3 separate regions of the Homo sapiens genome follow, and regions 1 and 2 are each linked to region 3. The links are chromatin loops, found by intact Hi-C in ENCODE. Cell type or tissue: heart left ventricle. All regions are shown on one strand.

Region 1 (2,500 bases), 480 kb before region 3:
AGTTTCATAATTGAAAAATGACATCTCATCATTGTTTTGTTTTCTGTATCTTTGATACAGAAAAGTTGAATGTATTTTTTCATATGCTTATATTGGTCATTTATATTCATCCTTCTGTGATTTAACACTACATTTCCTTTGCTCATGTTTTTCCTATTGGTGTGATGTTTTCAAGATTAATTTAAAAGAGTTTAACATGACTTAAATTATAACCTTTGTTTGTTACATTTATTTTCATATTTCTTTCCTGGTTTATAATTTTCCTTTTGTTATTGTTTTGTTATGTGTGAGAGAAAAAGAGAGCTGGTTAAGGTCCTTGGTGTCTATACAGACCCTGCCTCCAACAAGGGATAGATAAACAATAAAATATGTTACAAAACTTAGAGTAGATATTTTAAATTTTATGTAGTTAAACCTTTCTACATGAGATCTTTTGTTATATTTATTCACAGAAACTCCTTCTCATCCTGAAATAACTTAAATATCATTTTTTAACATTTAGATGTTTATGTCCTTTTAAAAATATTTAGTGTATATTTCACACATCTTAATTTTTATTTATTGTGAAGTCTAGATTAGATATAACTTTTTATCGCCTTCAAAAACAGCCATTTTCCTCAACACCATTTGTTCAGTAAACCATCTCCTCCCCTTAGTTTGTGATACATATGTTAGAGTAGGTAGCGAAGCAGACATGAGCAGGGCAGGAGAGGGCCTCCCCACTATCCAAAGAATGTCAGGCAACCGTCAGGTGATGGTCAGGTAGTTGTTAAACTAGCTCTCTAAAATAATAATTGGCCACAGCTGGCGCCAGGGAACGGCGGTCTCCCAATAGATAGAAAACACCTGAAACTGGTGATAAGCAGCTTCCCAGTAAGATTTCAGGAGCTGGGCAAGTGGGCTCAAGCATGCGCACTAAGAGGCAAAATGGCGGAGTTTAACTGGTGTATGACCTTCTTCTGGAAACGCTAAGCTGGTAAGGGAAAAAAACACCTCAAATGGGCATGCACTCAACTTTAGTAAACATACTGCACATGCGGCTCATCCCAAGTGCTGTCAGGCCACTGTGCATGTGGCCAGCCCACCCCCAGGGAAGAATCAGGGGAGAAGAAACGCAAACCCTGGAATCATGCCAATGATTCCCCAAATCGAGGGCTAGATGGAGCTCTTGGATCTCTCAGGTCAACCACTTGGCTCTCTTCCAAATGTACCTGACTTTCTTTCATTCCTGCTCTAAAACTTTTAATACACTTTCAGTCCTACTCTAAAACTTGCCTCAGTCTCTCACTCTGCCTTATGCCCCTCAGACAAATTCTCTGGAGGCAAGAATTGACTTGGTGCGCACCTGTATGAATCCACCCCTCTTAACATATATGATAGGCAAAATTCCCAAAGTCACTAAGGCCCGGTTTTCTGAAACAGCTTTAATCGTTATGCATTTCTTTCTGGTGTTGAATGGAAATCTGTCACCTTTTACCTTTTACTTCTTGAAGCTTCTGCTCCTGTGGCTCCAAAATATGAGGACCCTCATGACATTATTCTGTGAATGTGTGTAGGGGGCTCTGTGGACAGATGTGTCGCCAACAAGGCACCTTACTACAGATTGCACTTTGCTCTGTTTTCTTTAGTGAGAGGACGTTATCTTCTATGTCACATGTCACAGTTTCTAGCTTCATTAGAAACCACTTTGATGCCCCTGGGGGTAGCTTTCCCCAAAGGCTATGTGTAGGGAAAGTAGCCTCAGTTGTTAAGGGAGAAGCATGTTTTCAAGATGTATTACATTTTAAAGGTCTGAAAATAAGGCAGCCTTACCTATGGGCAGCCAGAGAGGTGGCGGAGATGGAGAAGTGGAGACAGTGGTTCGCAGTCTGCATGAGGGCCTGGAACCAGACCTGCCTGGGCACTAATGGGGCCAGCTTGTGGCCTGTTTCCACCCTGGGGAAGAGACTGGAGGTGTGCGTGTGGACTAAAAGAGAGTTACTACCTTGGTGCCCAAGCTTGCAAGCCTCTATACTTGCATAGGGATCATCCCTGTGGATGAGCACCCATGGGATAGTGTGGGTCTAAGCTCTAACAGCCATAGTCTGTTGCAGTGAGAAACAGTGGTTGCCATGGGATACCCAGACTCCAGTTCCCTCTCTGCAGCATCAGGGAAGGCTGACTGTTTTGTGACTGGGATTCCCGTTTGCATCAGGGAAGGCTGACTCCTTTGTAACTGAGTAACCCCCCTGGGAATCCAGTGTGGGCATCTGCGAAGCCTCAAGGGGAATATACTGAATTAAATGTTAATAATGTTTGTGTCTACTTAAGTAATTAATCAGAAAAAGTAAAGATTTGACATGCATTTGTGGAGCAGTTCAAACCAGTTAAACCTATCAAAACGGGTCAAATCAGATCAAACAGTTTAAACCACACAGCTATGGTTATTCCTCTCAAATCTTGTGGTCTCCAGACTCAATATTCTGATTTGTGTTATAATAAAGTCATTCTTAAAATGGCT
Region 2 (2,500 bases), 490 kb before region 3:
GCTTGGCTAATTTTTTTGTATTTTTAGTGGAGACAGGGTTTTACCATGTTAGCCAGGATGGTCTCGATCTCTTTTGTTGTTTTTATTTTTACAAATTTATAGGGTACATGAGAAATTTTTTTACTTGTATACACTATGTAGTGATTAAGTCAGGATATTTAGGGTGTCCATTACCTGAGTATAATACATTTTTGTTAAGTGTATTCACTCTACTGTGCTATTAAACATTGAATTTATTCCTTCTATCTTACTGTATGTTTGTACCCTTTCGCCCACTTCTCTTCATCCTCCCCCTTTCCTCTACCCCTACTCACCCTTCCCAGTCTCTGTTATCTATCTTTCCACTCTGTACCTGCATGTGGCCAAATGTTTAGCTCTCACGTATAAGTGAGAACATTCAGCATACAACTTGATGAATTTTCACAAGTGGAATACACCTGTGAGACTAGCACCCAGATCAGGAAACAGTGTATTCCCAGCACCTTGCATGCCTCCCTGGTCTCTACCCCCACACTCTCCCCACATACACTCCAAGGGTCACAATGTGGCCATCCTCTAATGGCAGGGATTATTGTTGCCAAGTAAAGTTTGTAGCCCTTCATGTGTATTAACTCACTGAATCCTCACCATGACCCAGAGATGGTTCCGTAACTGACCTATTTTACAGGGAAGGAAAGTGAGGAACACATGGGGTGAGCTGCCGCCGAGACCCCACTGCTAGTAATTAGCAAGCTGTGGTTCAATGCAGCCATCTGGCTGCCCCAGTGGTTCACAGTCTTGAACCACTAAACTGCTGCAAAAATATCATGGTGGCTGGAGAAACAGTGTGAGTCAAACAAAACTAGATTATGTGGTGGCTCATGCCTGTAATCCCAGCATGTTTGGAGGCTGAGGCAGGTGGCTGAGCCCAGGAGTTTGAGACCAGCCTGGACAACATGGTGAAACCTTGTTTCTACAAAAAATACAAAAATTAGTCAGGTGTGGTGGTGCACACCTGTAGTTCCAGCTACTCAGGAGGCTGAGTTGGGAGGATCGTTTGAGCCTGGGAGGTAGAGGCTGCAGTGGGCCATGATTGTGCTGCTGCACTCCAGCCTGGGTGAAACAGTGAGACCCTGTCTCAAAACAAAAACCAAAAAATAAATAAAACCAGATTCTGGGAGAAGGGCCACTCATTTCCACATGGCTCTTTGCAGGTGGCTTTGCTTGTGCTTGTGCTGTTTTCATCTTCCCACTTGCTGCTCAGGACCTGTTGAGGGAACTTAGGGATGGGGGTTGATGCCGGGGCAGTGACTGGCCCAAGGGCTACACCTGGAAGCGTGGGATCAGGTTTGAGCCCAAACCCAACCAAGGGACATGTTAGTCCTCTCATTTCACAGGGAGAAACTGAGGCGAGGAGGGATTGAATGGGCTACATTGCTCCTCTCTCAGTGGGCCTGGGAAGCACATGGCTTTGCTTATAGCTGAGACTAATTTGTCATAAGTCATCAATCACACCTGTGTCTGAATTGAATGTTCAGAGGCCACTGACCCCTCAGAGTCCTTGGTGGAGCATGGGACCTCAGCTGCACTTGTGCTGGAGACAGGAGGTTTGCCTGGGAGCCTGGCAGATGGATCCAGGAGGAAGAAGGAGAGTAAAAAGCTGCATCTATATACTCCTTTGCAAAGTAAAATGAAATAAAAAGGAATGCTTTTGAATGCTTCTCAGTGCTGAGTGTTTTCCGTGATCTTGCACGTGGACAGTGGGAGGAACCTAGATAGATTCGGTGAGAGAGAGCGGCACTGGGTGTGCCCACAGACCCAACCGTGGGTCCTGTCTCAGTGCTCACTGCTTAGTGCTGTGTGACCCTGGCCACAGCATTTCCTCTCTGACCCTCAGAGGACTCCTCACATCACCTCCAGAGGCCTGGGGAGAGAGCACTTGGTGAACCTGCCCCGGGGGGAGTGGGCTTATAACAAGGGAGTGCCAAGTCTGAGTCCAGAAAGCAGAGCTGCCCTTGGTGGGATTTTCTGACATTTCTTGGTAGCAGCAGAAAACATTCCCCCAAAGCCTCCCTACATGGTCAGGGTCCCCACAGTCCTTTACTAAGATGGTCTCTCCATGCAGCCTCCCTCATACCCCCTGAGGTTTCCATTCCTTTCTGGAACTCTCTTCCCTGAGGGCTAAGGACAGGGAGTGACAGGTGAGTGCCCTGCCTGCTGGTCCACACTCTCAGACAAGTGTGGGATGTTATATAACCACATTGGCAGACAGAGTTCAGACCTTGAAACAGCTTGGCTCATGAGACCTGAAACACTTCCTGAAGTTCTTGGCACTCTCAGTGTACACTCTAGCTCTGCACTGTCCAACAGGGCAGCCAGAAGCCACATGTCACTATTTAAACTTAAGTCAAATGAAGTCAAGTACAATAAAAAGCTCAGTGTCACTAACCTGTGTGACCTTGTCTCCTATCCTTCTAACCATCTTCTCCACCCTGGGCCCTTTTCCTCCTCGCATCCCTCA
Region 3 (2,500 bases):
ACATCTGTCCTGTTACAAGATTATTTTTATTTCTCTTGTGGTTTCCTAGCTTCTGATAATCAATAATTGTAGATGAGTAGGTGGTAAGTTTTAAGTTTGTACTTTGAGCTTAGTCGGAAGCATGCTTGACTGCCAACCCGGGGCACAAAGGATGAAGGCTTTTAGAACTGGACAAACTTCTAACAAAAGGTATTTGCAACTCTTTTGTAGTGTGTCATGTTGATTTGTGACATTGTTTTTGAAAATATGTGTTAACTTAGTTTTCTTGTAGCCCTCTTTTTATTGGAACTGTGGTATCTATTGTTGAAACTGCTTGACTGAGAACATTTTTATACCATAAAAGTAAATAGTAAACATAGCCCAGGAGCGGCTTCTGGTTTGTCCATCGTATGTAGCCATTGCCTCCTTGTACTCTCATTGAGAAGATACTGATTTGCAGATTCAGTTGTCCTTCTCTAACAGACTATTTATGTAATATTGCAGTTGTGATTGTGATAGGTAAGTGGACCAGTCGGTTAAAATAAATACTCAGGTTTCACAAAAGGAAAATAATATGATTTGTGTTGATCTAAATGAGTATAGGAGTTAACTCCTATAGTTTTTCATCACTTAAACTCAGGGGAAAGTTCTTTATTTCCTCTGTTTACTTAAGAATGCTGCTTTTGTGTTTCATGCAAGACTGAGCTTGACTCAGTTTGAAACCTAGGCTCATCTGTTGAGGCCTGAACCCTGCTGTCCTTGAAGTATGCATATAATTTGCTTCCTTCCTAAGGAAAAATAAGCTCTTGAAAGATAAAGTCAATCACATTAGGAACCCATTTTTAGGGTTTAGCCACTTTTTTTTTTTTTTTTTTTTAACTCATGGGCATCTCTTCTGTTAAGAGACATTCCCCACTCTCCAAGTTTCCCTCAAGCCTGAAGCAGCAGAGTGAGTAGTGTTGGAGCATGTTTTCATTGCATGCTTGGGTCATGTTGAGTGCCCTCCAGTGGATATAGTATAATGCTTGTGATTTTTTTTTTTTTAATTCCAAACAAGTTTATGTGGGATATATTTAGGAATAGTTCTGATGAGGGAGAATCAACTAAGAAACCTTTGATTTCTAAAATAATTAATATCATTACTGCTAATTAAAATACAGGCTTGAGAAAATGTCTTCTCAGCCAATATTTGCAGTAGAAAAGTCGGGAGGTTTTTTAAGGTCACTTTGAGTAGGCAGTTCTGCTTAAATATATCATAATGATAAACCAGAATCTCAGTATAGTACTTTAGGAGGTAAAAGATCATAATATTCAGTTATATTGATGAATTACAGCAACTGAAATTCTCAGAAAAAAATTAATGAAAATGTGAATTGTCAATTTGTCTAAAATCATTCACAGAGTAAAACATAAGTGCTCAACTTGATTATATTAGGAAATAGATAGAAATAAAGGTAATTGAGCCAGTGTATGTGACCTAAAATATAATGCCCTTAGTGACCATAGGGTTGGTCTCATTTGTACATAGTGGTGGGCCATGATGAACTGTGTTTTGCCCTTTGAATTTTTCCTTAAAAAGCTTTCTCTAGGCTCCTATGTTCATGGTTTTTCTGTTAGTAATATTATTTTCTGAAAATCCATGTTTCAAATCAGAATCTAATTAGCAACAGGAATGAAGCTTATTCTAAATTAGTTTTTGGAAGTTAAACGGTCAGCATATGGAAATTTTTCAGGGTTTAGATTTTTAAAAATTTGTTTTTCAGAATATGTTGCTGGAATGAAAACGTTAGCGTAGGGACGGAAAATGACACTTACCAGTGATTGCTTTACTTTGCCTGTGGAATTCAGTGTAATTTTGTGGAAACATTGGTATATGATTTTTTACTACTTAAGAAATGTATTGCTATAGTTAGGGTTTTTTTTTTTTTAAAGGCAAGAATGCCTCAAGTGCTTTATGTGAATGATTATTTCAGGATGGATTAAATATTCCTCCATCAAGGACCATACTTGTAAATCAGTGATTTCCAAGTTGGTGCTTAGTATTTACAGCATTTACTGTCTATAAGCTTCTGTTCTGATTTTTCAAGAGTTTTCTGAGAAATGAGAGTAGGCTTAAAAGTTCTTTGAAAAATTATGTACATACAACTTACTGAAAAAAATTGCTACCGGGGACTTAATTTGTCTCTTGAAATGGGCTACTTGCCTTCATTAATGTAGCATACTACAATTTGATGTTCAAGATATGTTACTAAGAATAAGATCGCTTTCAGAAGCCTTATATAGGATTGGTCTTACTACATTGTAGTGGGAATGGCTACTCAAATGTCTCCAGGGCCAGTTAGGTATTGGGTAAATGGGACCATGCAGACTATTAAAAATTGAAGTGCACATGAAGCAGCCAGTCATAAGCAGCTCCAGCCACTGTGTGGGAATATAGTTTATGTTGCCAGATCATCTGATTTCTTTCCCCTAAGTGGGAAATCCAGATCAATGTACATCTCTTGATTTGCAAGTGTTGGTG

What was found. Hi-C counts contacts between places; a loop is a spot of excess contacts. Peaks named below come from ENCODE experiments on the same cell type or tissue, not always from the same donor. Only the 100,000 strongest peaks of a DNase experiment are listed, where the experiment ranks them.
Region 1: a loop joins it to region 3, with 2.6 times the contacts of the local background. A loop is called at or near these places in 20 of 110 quality-filtered maps.
Region 2: a loop joins it to region 3, with 4 times the contacts of the local background. A loop is called at or near these places in 20 of 110 quality-filtered maps.

Annotation. Positions count from the first base shown.
Region 1 is chr3:40,718,940-40,721,439 of GRCh38, forward strand. LOC124909370 (a long non-coding RNA gene) reads right to left here and starts at 2,062. Exons shown (of 2, transcript XR_007095888.1): 1 at 1,813-2,062. It also overlaps a transcript of LOC105377043 not described here. In heart left ventricle, a CTCF peak has its summit at 1,150; no DNase peak of the experiment used is centred here.
Region 2 is chr3:40,711,229-40,713,728 of GRCh38, forward strand. No RefSeq gene overlaps it. Among named protein-coding and RNA genes, the nearest start is that of ZNF621, 190 kb to the left of the region's middle. In heart left ventricle, no CTCF peak of the experiment used is centred here; no DNase peak of the experiment used is centred here.
Region 3 is chr3:41,202,200-41,204,699 of GRCh38, forward strand. All of the region lies in intron 1 of CTNNB1 (catenin beta 1), which reads left to right. Among named protein-coding and RNA genes, the nearest start is that of CTNNB1, 3.9 kb to the left of the region's middle. In heart left ventricle, CTCF peaks have their summits at 977 (motif pointing left) and 1,183; no DNase peak of the experiment used is centred here; H3K4me3 peaks cover 2,500 bases; H3K27ac peaks cover 411 bases.